Linked DNA regions of Homo sapiens: region 1 is linked to region 2. Evidence: chromatin contacts called from ENCODE POLR2A ChIA-PET data. All regions are on one chromosome and are shown on one strand. Each heading gives the region's core, a stretch centred on a gene start or an enhancer-like site at or near the end of the contact. The rest is flanking DNA. Distances are from core to core; before and after follow the strand shown.

Region 1 (5,882 bases), core at 1,040-3,539, 660 kb after region 2:
GGTCACCAGGGCGTGAAGGATGTTGTTGCCTCGTGAGTCCCGCGAGGTGATGTCCGTCTGCTCGTGCTCCATCAGCAGCTGCACAATCTCGGGCTGGTTGGTGCATGCTGCCAGGGCCAGGGGCGTCTCACCTGGGGGATGAGCGCACTGAAGCTTGGTTCTCTCATGGGCCGGAAGCAGCGTCCCCCAAGCCCCAGGACTGGGGCCCATATCCTATCTCAGCAGGATGGGCACCTCAGGTTCCCTAGCCCTCTCCCCATCTTCCGCTTCTACGGGGAAGAGTGAAGCTAGATCACTGCGGTAGCCTCCTAACTGGCCTCCCTGCCTCCACCCTGGCCCTTTAATACTCTGCTCAGCACAGCAGCCAGACCAACCTGTTAGTGCCTCCCCCAGAATGAAAGCACAGGTTCCAATGACAGCCCACAAAGCCCTGCATACTCTGACCTCCTCTCTCCATCACTCACTCCCTCCTGCTACAACGGCCTTTTTCCACCTCCTCCAACACGCCGCCTGGGGGCCTTCGCTCGGCTGTCCCCTCTGCCTGTAGATAGCCCAGTCACTTTCTCCCTCACCTCCTTCAAGTCCTTGCTCAAATGTCACCTTTCAGTGAGCCACCCTAACCACTCTATTTAAAATTAAAATCCACCCTCCTCTTGTCCCAGACAGAACTCTTGGTTCCTTGTCCTCTGCTTTACTTTTTTTTTTTTTTTTGAGATGGAGTCCTACTCTGTCGCCAGGCTGGAGTGCAGTGGTGCGATCTCGCCTCACTGCAACCTCTGCCTCCCGGGTTCAAGCTATTCTCCTGCCTCAGCCTCCTGAGTAGCTGGGACTACAGGCGCCCGCCACCACGCCCGGCTAATTTTTGTATTTTTAGTAGTGATGGGGTTTCCCCATGTTGGCCAGGATGGTCTTGAACTCCTGACCTCGTGATCCACCTGCCTTGGCCTCCCAAAGTGCTGGGATTACAGATGTGAGTCACTGCACTCGGTCTACTTTGTATTTTTTAAGAGCACTTATCATTTCATATCATAGTATATAAAATTCTTATTTATAGTGCTTATTACCGATGGTCTCTCCCTGTCTAGAATGTAAGTTCCATGAGGGCAAGGATCTCTATTTTGTTCACTGATACATTTCAAGTACCTAGAACAGTGCCTGATGTAGACAGTAAGTGCTCAATAAATGCTTGTTAAGAAAAAATAAGGCAAGTGACTCACATGAGGTCACACAGCAAGCCTGGGACACGACCAGCTCCGGACACCAGGTCTTCAGCTGCCTCCCCTCTCCTCGCCCCACCCAACAAATGCTTCCCAACACCAGGTCCAACCAGCTCCTATGCAGGGCAATGGGGACACACGATGAACTGGACAAGACCCCGTTTTCCAGGACACCCACACCTGGACACGCAGGGCTGCCCAGAGCACAGACTAGCTAGTCCTGCTGATTAAAAAACCACCCAGAAGATAGTCCCAGCTACTCAGGAGGCTGCAGCATGAGAATCGCTTGAACCCAGGAGGCAGAGGCTGCAGTGAGCCAGATGGCACCACTGCACTCCAGCAGCCTGGGCAACAGAGTGAGACTCCATTAAAAAAATAAAAATAAAAAAAATAACACCCAGAAGAGAAAACAGATGGGTGATCATCAGTCAGGCAAGACTGGGTGGCAGGAGGGGTCTCCTCTGCAACAAAGTTACACAGAGAAATTTTTGTGTGTGACGGAGCCATTTGTTCCCTGTTCTGACTGCAGTGGTGGTGAACCAACTCGACGCACTGTGAAAATGAACAGAACTGTCCTCTAACACGGGTGACTTTCACTATATCTAAATTATGCATTTCAATTTTTTTTTTTTTTCCTAGAGCATCCTAACCCCAATTGCTTCTGGACTCTGTGACTTGTGAGGCAGGGGAGTTCTGCCCTCTCACTCTCGACTCCCTGTCTGCAGTCCTGAGATGCACTGGGCCCTGGCACAGAGGTCAGAGCTGGAGGCCAGGACACCTAAGTCAATGCCCTGCTACCCTGGGGCAAGTCCTTTCCCTTCACAGAGCCATCTCCTCGCCTGTAAAATGGGGCTGCCTCCTCAGCCTCCCTCCCAGGTCTCTGTTCCCTCAGAGAGCTACCCAGGACAATGCTTCTAAGACCACCAGGTGACACCACCGGAACATGGACTCCTCCCCCAACACCTCCTCCCAGCCCCTCCTTCTCTGGTCCACCCTGGTGTCCTGCTCAGATGGACATGCCCAGCCTCCTCCCCTCCTGCCCCTCTGGGGCACCAGAGCTTCTTAAGGCAGGGACAGTGTGGGTGGAGCTCAAAGCGGGGTGGCCCCTCCCTTCCTCCCTCCTTCCTTCCTTTCTCTCCCTCCGCCCTCCTTCCTCCTCCCTTCCTCCCTCTCCCTCCTCCTTCTCCCTTCTGTCTCCTGCCTCCCTCCTCCCTCCCTCCCCCTCCTTACTCCTCCTCCCTCTCCCTCCTCCCTCCTCCCTTCCTCCCTCCTTCCTGCTTCCCTCTTCCTTTCTCCCTCCTCCCTTCCTTCCTCTCCCTCCTCCCTTCCTTCCTCCCTCATCCTTCCTGCTTCCTTCCTCCCTCCTCCCTCTCCCTCCTCTCTCCTTCCTGTTTCCCCCTCCCTTCCTCCCTCTCCCTCCTCACTTCCTTCCTCCTTCCCTCTTTCTTCCCCCCTCCTCCCTTCTTCCCTCCTTCCCCTTCCCTCCCTTCCTCTCCCGTCTCCCTCCTCCCTCCTCCCAGACTCCGCACCGGGCGGGGGCGGCACCCACCGAAGTAGAAGCCTTCGTGTTGGTACTTGGGGTTGAAGAAGGCCCCCTTGGCGTGCGCGTTGACGTCGGCGCCGGCGGCGATGAGCAGGGCTGCGATGTCCCCCTGCCGCCGCTCGATGGCGATGTTCAGCGCCGTCTGCCCTGCGGAGCGGGCGGGGACGCGCGGGAGCCTCAGCGCCGGGCACAGGGGCCTCTTGCCCACCCGCTCTGGCCTCCATACCCTCCCCGAACCCACGGGGAGATCAGAACCCTGGTCTGTGTCGCCAGCTACCAGGAATCCCAGCTTTGTTCTTTGCTTCCTTCATGCCTGCGCGGACCCAAGAAATGTTTGTGGAGCGCCTGCTCCGGGCTCCGGCCCCAGGCGCTGGGGGTCAGTGGGTGCCCAAGACGCAATCTCGATTATTTTCCTCAAGAAGCCCGCAGTGTCACTGAGAACGAGGTGCTACGATTCAGAGGGGTGCAGGAGCTGCGGTACCCAGAGCAAGGGCCCTTCACAGCCAGAGAGCGTCAGGGGGCTTCCCAGAGCTCTCTAACCTGGGACCTCAGAAGTTTAGCGAGGCGGTGTGGGGCCAGCTCATCAGCCAGGGCAAGAGGGCAGAGCTTGTGCTAAGGGCCAGAGTCACAGACGGCCTTGAATTAGGAAACTGGCAGGACGAGAATGTAGGGCTCGGTGCATGGGTGTTTTCAGACCTCTCTGGCTGCAAAAGTGGAGGATGCGTTAGAAGCAGCCGAGACCAGTGAAGGAAATGATGAGGCCTGTAATCCCAGCACACTGGGAGGCCAAAGCAGGTGGATCACCTGAGGTCAGGAGTTCGAGAGCAGCCTGACCAACATGGTGAAACATGGTCTGTACTAAAAATACAAAATTAGCCGGCCGTGGGGGCGCATGCCTGTAATCCCAGCTACTTGGGAGGCTGAGGCAGGAGAATCGCTTGAACCCAGGAGGCAGAGGTTGCAGTGAGCCGAGATTGGTCCATTGCACTCCAGCCTGGGCAAGAAGAGTGAAACTCCATCTCAAAAAACAAACAAACAAACAAAAAAATGATGAGGCCTGGACTAAGGGGAGTTGGAGGGCACATGAAGGGTGGAGAAAGGAGGAAGCCCAAAGACCCTCTGGAGAAAGAGCCTTCAGGATGCCCGGCTGGGAAGAAGGGTGTCTCAGGTAAGATCTAGGTATTCAGCCCTGGCGGTGGGTGAATGATACGCTGGTGACACAGCAAGAGGAAAGAAGGGTAGCGGGAGAGACACTAAGCCTGCTGGAGACCAGAGAACTTCCAGATGGAAGGGACCAGAAGGCTGGAGTGGGGGAAGGGTCTCGAAATGCACCAACAGAAACAGCAGTTTCCAAAGAGCTGCCGCTGTGTCATAAACAAACATAGTCTTGGTGGATTAAAGAACCAAGCTTTAAGACACATTAGAAAGTTTGTTTATAGCTAACCTTTTGGTAGGGAAGACCTTCTTAAGCAGGATCCAAAAGGCAGAAACCATAAAGAAAAGGCTGACATATTTGCTTACATAAAGGTTTTTGGTTTTGGGGGTTTTTGGTTTTTTGTTTGTTTGTTTGTATGTTTGACATAGGATCTTGCTGTGTCACCCAGGCTGGAGTGCAGTGGCGTGAGCATAGCTCACTGCAACCTTGAACTCCTGGGCTCAAACGATCCTCCTGTCTCAGCCCCCCAAAAGCTAGACTTTCATATTTGGCATAAGAAATGCTCTAAGACATACAGTTAATCAAACAAAGCAACTTGTAGAATACAGACGTGATGGTCCTATTTTATGTTAGATAAGTAAATAAAACTATTTCTGTGTACATATATACACACACACGTGTGGACTACAGGCCTGCACCACCACTCCCGGCTTATTTTTAAAATTTTTTGTAGAGACAGGATCTTGCTGTGTTGCCCAGGCTGGTCTTGAATTCCTGGGCTCAAGCAATCCCCCTACCTCGGAGATTTCTGTATTTCCGAATGCATCCTAATGAAAGTTAAAGACAAGTGATAGGCTGGGGAAAATATTTGAGATATATAAAAAGGCAATGTGTTTTAGGGCCGGGCGCGGTAGCTCACACCTGTAATCCCAGCACTTTGGGAAGCCGAGGCGGGTGGATCACTTGAGGTCAGGAGTTCGAGACCAGCCTGGCCCACATGGAGAAACCCCATCTCTACTGAAAATACAAAAAAATTAGCCAAGTGTGGTGGCGGGCACCTGTAGTCCCAGCTACTCAGGAGGTTGAAGCAGGAGAATCACTTGAACTCAGGAGGCAGAGATCGCGCCACTGTACTCCAGCCTGGGCTAGAGAGCAAGACTCTGTCTTTTTAAAAAAAAAAAAAAAAAAAAGGCATGCCAGGCACGGTGGCTCACACCTGTAATCCCAGCACTTTGGGAGGCTGAGGCGGGCAGATCACGAGGTCAGGAGATCGAGACCATCCTGGCTAACCTGGTGAAACTCTGTCTCTACTAAAAATACAAAAAATTAGGCGGGCGTGATGGTGAGTGCCTGTAGTCCCAGCTACTCGGGAGGCTGAGGCAGGAGAATGGTGTGAACCCGGGAGGTGGAGCTTGCAGTGAGCATGCCACTGCACTCCAGCCTGGGCAATAGAGCAAGACCCCGTCTCAAAAAAAAAATAGAAAGGCATTGTGTTTTTAAAAGTCTATAATATATTACAAGCGCCTATGAATCAATAGAAAGACAAACAGTCTAAAAGAAAACTGAGAAAAGATTATAAACAAGCACCTCACAGAGGAGAAAATACACACAGTGAATAAACAAAGTGAAAGATGTTTGGAATCACTGGTGGTCAGGAAAATGAAAATTAGAACCTAAAGAGTTAACCCTTTTCACCCACCAGACTGGAAAAGAACAAAAAAAAAAAAAAAAGGATAATTTGCAGTGTTAGTGATAAGTAGGAGAATGAGTATTTCTGTACACCGTTGTGGGGAGAGAGTAAATGAGTATCTTTTAGAGACAAATTTGGCAATAACTATTATAACTTTATTTTATTTATTTAAAAAAAAATTTTTTTTTTTGAGATGGAGTCTCCCTCTGTTGCCCAGGCTGGAGTGCAGTGGCGCGATCTCGGCTCACTGCAACCTCCGCCTCCCAGGTTCAAGTG
Region 2 (5,742 bases), core at 870-3,369:
CTGCTGCTAGGAGAGGGTCTTCACAGAAGTGGCTTAACTGGAAAGTTCCAGCAGGGACAGCCCTTCCCGGCAGTTTCTGTTACCCGCAGTCATGCGCGAGGGCCTTTTCTTCATGGCTTCCTTTTGTTAGGGTTTGATGTAAGCCACTCCGTTTTTGATACTGACAACTTTCACACTTGATGGAAAGTTCTCCCTAGATTTTTTTTTTTACAAAGACAAAGTTTTGTTCTGTCACCCAGGCTAGAGTGCAGTGGTGTGAACACTGCAGCTTTGACCTCCTGGGCTCAAGGGATCCTCCTGCCTCAGCCTCCTCACAGGTGCACACTACCATGCCTGGCAAAGTTTTTGTAGAGACTGGATCCCACTTTGTTGCCCAGGCCTGGTCTCAAACTCTTGGGCTCAAGCGATCCTCCAACCTCAGCCTCCCAAAAGTGGGACTCTAGTAAAAATACAAAAATTAGCTGGGTGCGGTGGTGGGTGTCTGTAATCCCAGCTGCTTGGGAGGCTGAGGCATGAGAATCGCTTGAACCCGAGGGGCGGAGGTTGCAGTGAGCTGAGATTGCGCCACCGCACTCCAGCCTAGGGGACAGACTGAGACTTTGTCTGAAAAAAAAAAAAACGGAAAATAGTACTTCATCTTTGTGTTGTGTTGGCTTGTATTTGCATAAAGAAGCTGCAGTAGGCTGGGTGCAGTGGCTCATGTCTGTAATCCCAGCACTTTGGGAGGCTGAGGTGGGCAGATTGCTTGAGCTCAGGAGTTCGAGACCAGCCTGGGCAACATGGTGAAACCCTATCTCTACCAAAAATACAAAAAAAAAAAAAAAAAAAATTAGCCGGTTGGGGCGGGGCATGCCTGTGGTTCCAGCTACTTGGGAGGCTGAGGTGGGAGGATCGCCTGAGCCCAGGAGGCGGAGGTTGCAATGAGCTGAGATTTTGCCACTGCACTCCAGCCAGGGTAATAGAATGAGACCCTGTCTCAAAAAAAAAAAAAAAAAAAAAAAAAAAAAAAAAAAAAGCAGCAGCAGCTGCAGAAAGGTGTGTAAAGATCATTTCACAGGCTGAATAAGTGGACAGATTGGGACAAGGATAAGACAAAATAGGCCTTCTAATAATTTTGGCGTTTGAGCCCTGCTAATGTATTCCTCATTCAAAACTCAACAGACCAGTTTCCTTTTGGGGTGATGAAAAAGTTATGGAATTAGTGGTGGTGGTTACATAACATCGTGAATGTACTTAATGCTACTGAATTGTATACTTTATTATTTATTTATTTATTTATTTTTGAGATGGAGTTCCAGTCTTGTTGCTCAGGCTGGAGTGCAGTGGCGCGATCTCAGCTCACTGCAACCTCCGCCTCCTGGGTACAAGTGATTCTCCTGCCTCAGCCTCCCGAGTAGCTGGGATTACAGGCATGCGCCACCACGCCTGGCTAATTCTGTATTTTTGGTAGAGACGCGGTGGGGGGGGGCGGGTTTCACCATGTTGGCCAGGCTGGTCTTGAACTCCCGACCTCAGGTGATCCACCCGTCTCAGCCTCCCAAAGTGCTGGGATTACAGGCATGAGCCACTGCACCTGGCCTGGCTTTCTCATTTTCTAGCTCTCTGACTGTGGACAAGTTACCTGATTTCTCAAAGAATCAGTTTCTCATTTGTAAAGTGTGGATAATAAAAGAGTCTGTATTCTGCAGATTAAATAAGAGGCATAAGATTGAGCTCTGTGCCTGGGGAACAATGGGTACACCCTCCCTCCCCTTTCTCCCCTCTGCCAACTGGACATTTGCATTTAAATGGGGACTCTTGAAGACTAAAAACACTCTAAACTCCAAGGGAGGAATGGTTGGAATTTCAGAAAAATTCATAGCTCTTATCTAGGGTAAGGTCTGGGTCTTTTCCTGTGGAGAGTTAAGCTTTTAGGTCCTCCTCACCTGAGGCCCCGGGCTGACGGAGGCATTGGAAGCTTGTAAAAGTCAGGGCTGAGATGACCTATCTACAAAGAGCATTTCTGGCACCCTCATTTCAAGCAGGTATTCAGTGTATGTGCATAAGAATGACGTGGAGAGGAAAGGAGAAAGAGGTGGAAAAGGGGGAGGGAGAAAGGACCCGATCAAGGTCAACAGCCTGAACCAGTCAGAGGCCTCAGCCTGGGGCTGGATTCTGGAGGAAATGAGACGGTAGGTGCTACATCACCCATGGAAACAAAGGAGCAGCCACCCAGCCAGGAAAAGCCCCAAACCCTTGAAACCCCACGTTTAGCTTGCGAGCTCTCTGCTCTCCTGTATAGCAGAAGTTCTTGAAGTTCTGCCTCTGCTTCTCACCAATGCCCAGCAGCCACTCTGGTTCTGGACCCGGTGGTCACCCTCTGCCCTCAGTTTGGCATCCCTCACACAGCCTCATACTCGCTTCTCAAAAGGCTGTCTCCATTTTGCTCATGACTGTCGACCTAGAGAAAGAAACAGAGAGAAAATTAATATAGAGAGTTTGCTCGGGCCAAAGTTGAGGACAGCTGCCAGGGACGCTTCAAAATTACCTTGGGGACGGCGCCCTTCGACATTTGTTAAAAGCAAGTTTTTGTTTTGTTTTGTTTCTTGAGATGTAGCCTTGCTCTTGACGCCCAGGCTAGAGTGCAATGGTGCGATCTCGGCTCACTGCAACCCCTGCCTCCCGGGTTCAAGCAATTCTCCTGCCTCAGTCTCCGGAGTAGCTGAGATTACAGGCGTGCACCACCACGCCTGGTGAATTTTTGTGTTTTTAGTAGAGATGGGATCTTGCCATGTTGGCCAGGCTGGTCTCGAACTCCTGACCTCAGGTGGTCTGCCTGCCTCGGCCTCCCAAAGTGCTGGGATTACAGGCATGAGCCACTGCACCCGGCCACAAGCAGGTTTGTAAAGGCAAAGGGGACAGGGAGTGGGGTGATATGAAGTTGTTGGATGGGCATTCTAACTGGTTACAGGGGTAACATTGGCTGTGCGTTGTTGAGCTCTAGGGTCTGAGTGATGGCGTCCAGTGTATGGCTATGTGGCATCAGTTAGTTTAGGGCTCATGTAGCAAGTGGCTTCAAGAAGTGATTACTTAGCTCATGGAGCGGGTGAGAGGGACCGCTGTTGCTTTTCAGTGCCTCTCTGGGCCTGACCGTGACAGGAGGATTGCATTTCTCAGATTCAACATTGCCTTTTTTTCTCACGACAGTGAATGTCTTGTCCTCCTGGTTTCCCTCCGTCTCGCCGCCTGTCTGTCTCATCCTCCTCCTCTGCTGGCCTTCCACCTGCTGTCGTGCCTGGGCCCCTTCCTCTTCTCTGTCTCCCTTGGTGATCTCCGCTTGGACATCCGATAGTTCTTCCAAGCTGAACGTGTCCCAACTCCAGGTCTTCATTCTTGCCCCGCCAAAGTCATCCTTCCTGTAGCCTTCCCCAGCTTGACTTCTCTGCATTGTTTTTTGTTTGTTTGTTTGTTTTTTTTTTTGAGATGGAATCTGGCTCTGTCGCCCAGGCTGGAGTGCAATGATGCGATCTCGGCTCACCACAATCTCCGCCCCCCGGGTTCACGCCATTCTCCTGCCTCAGCCTCCCGAGTGGCTGGGACTACAGGCACCCGCCCCCACGCCCGGCTAATTTTTTGTATTTTTAGTAGAGACGGGGTTTCACCGTGTTAGCCAGGATGGTCTTGATCTCCTGACCTTGTGAGCTGCCTGCCTCGGCCTCTCAAAGTGCTGGGATTACAGGCATGAGCCACCGCGCCTGGCTACATTGTTTTTATAGATGAAAAGAGTCCAACTCTGTAAAATATTCGAAGAGATTTATTCTGAGCCAAATAAGAGTGACCAATGTAGCCCCAGGAGATCCCGAGAACAAGTGCCCAAGGTGGTTGGGCTACAGGTGGTTTTATACATTTTAGGGAGACGTGAGACATCAGTCCATCCATGTAAGATGTCCATTGGTTTGGTCTGGAAGGTTAGGACAACCAGAATCGGGGGTTTTGGAGGGTCCATAGGTGGATTCAAAGATTTTCTGATTGGCAGTTCATTGAGTGAGTTTATCTAAAGACCTGGAATCCATAGAAAGGAATGTCAGGGTTAAGATAAGCAGCCGTGGAGACCAAGGTTTCATCATGCGGGTGACGCCTCCAGGTAGCAGGTTTCCGAGAGATGAGATAGCAAATGTTTCTTATAGACCTGGAGTCTGTTCTATGAGTCTTTAGGTCCCTGTGCTGATGTTGATGCTGGTCAGCTGGGGCTGAATTCCAAAGGCGAGGAGAGCATAAGGAGGCATGTCCGACCACCCCTTCCCATCATGGCCTGAACCAGTTTTTCTGGCTAACTTTGGAATGCCCTTGGCTGAGGGGAAGGGTCATCAGTTGGTTGGGGGCCTTAGAATGTTATTTTTGGTTTACGTTCTTTTTTTTTTTTTTTTTTCTTGAGACGGAGTTTTGCTCTGTTGCCAGGCTGGAGTGCAGTGGCGTGATCTTGGCTCACCGCAACCTCCACCTCCCGGGTTCAAGCGATTCTCCTGCCTCAGCCTCCCGAGTAGCTGGGACTACAGGCATGCGCTGCCACACCCAGCTAATTTTTGTATTTTTAGTAGAGACGGGGTTTCTCCATGTTGCTCAGGCTGGTCTCGAACTCCTGACCTCAGGTGATGCACCCGCCTCAGCCTCCCAAAGTGCTGGAATTACAGGCGTGAGCCACTGTGCCCAGCCTTGGTTTATGTTCTTATTCCCCATGTCCACTTGTCAGCATGCTCTGTTGCTGCCTCCATGATGCATCCAGAGACGGATCATATCTCCCATCTCCACCACGGTCTTTTGAGGCCAGTCCATCATCAGCTGTCACCTGGATTATTGAGGAACCTTTCAGCCAGCCTCCCTGCGGCCATGTTTTTCCCCTTACAGTCCGTCCTCCGTAAGGCAGCCAGAGTGATCCTGTGAAACTGTGGGACACATCACATCTCTGCTCTGCTCACAAATCTCCCTGCCTGGCCGGGTGTGGTGGCTCACACCTGTAATCCCAGCACTTTGGGAGGCCAAAGCGCGTGGATCACCTGAGGTCAGGAGTTCAAGACCAGCCTGGCCAACATGGTGAAACCCCATCTCTACTAAAAAAACACAAAAAATTAACTGGGTATGGTGGCGGGCACCTGTAATCCCAGCTATTCAGGAGGCTGAGGCATGAGGATTGCTTGAACCTGGGAGGTGGAGGTTGCAGTGAACTGAGATTGCGCCACTGTACTTCAGCCTGGGTGACAGAGAATTAAATGAATGCCTGAAATTTGGTTTTAGTGAATGAATGCTTGAAATTTGGTTCTCATGGTGAGGGTGACAGGAAGCCATTTCAAGGCCTTAGATAGGGGGCTCATATGATCAGGTTGACATTTTGGAAGGTCCCTGTAGCTCCTGGGGGAGACAGTTTGGGAGTGGGACCAGAGTGGGATCCTGGAGATTGGCTGGGAAGGTGTCAGTGGCTTGGAGATGATGGTGGAGGGGGATTGGGGTGCATTGACTGAGCTGAGAGACGTGTAGGAGGCAGAGTGAAAGGCTTGTTGTTAGAGCTGTGCTTAATACACTTTCATGGACACACGCGTTACCTGGCATCCTCTGGAAATGCAGATGCGTAAAGGTGGGTCTGGGCTGGGTCCTGGAGTCTGCTTTTGGGTGACATTATGTTGCCGGCCGGGGACACACTTAGAGTAGCAAGGGGTTGGGTGTCAGGCATAAGGGAAGGGGAGTCAGGAACACATTGTGCCTTTAATT

The links. ChIA-PET counts read pairs that join two places held with the same protein, here RNA polymerase II (POLR2A).
Region 1: POLR2A ChIA-PET joins it to region 2 with 10 read pairs in H1. The contact joins two enhancer-like sites. POLR2A ChIA-PET finds 5 or more read pairs at or near these places in 3 of 52 experiments (AG04450, H1 and WTC11).

The regions. Positions count from the first base shown.
Region 1 is chr17:3,532,807-3,538,688 of GRCh38, forward strand. It overlaps TRPV3 (transient receptor potential cation channel subfamily V member 3), which reads right to left. Exons shown (of 18, transcript NM_145068.4): 7 at 2,767-2,907; 8 at 1-131. Among named protein-coding and RNA genes, the nearest start is that of TRPV3, 22 kb to the right of the region's middle. RefSeq lists a silencer at 2,943-2,992. Within about 2 kb of position 2,290, at least 20 of the 41 ENCODE cell types and tissues checked have a DNase peak (open chromatin) inside an H3K27ac peak, as active enhancers do.
Region 2 is chr17:2,872,497-2,878,238 of GRCh38, forward strand. The region is part of intron 2 of RAP1GAP2 (RAP1 GTPase activating protein 2); the gene reads left to right. Among named protein-coding and RNA genes, the nearest start is that of RAP1GAP2, 79 kb to the left of the region's middle. RefSeq lists enhancers at 1-327, 1,083-1,838, 3,351-4,105. Within about 2 kb of position 2,120, at least 2 of the 41 ENCODE cell types and tissues checked have a DNase peak (open chromatin) inside an H3K27ac peak, as active enhancers do.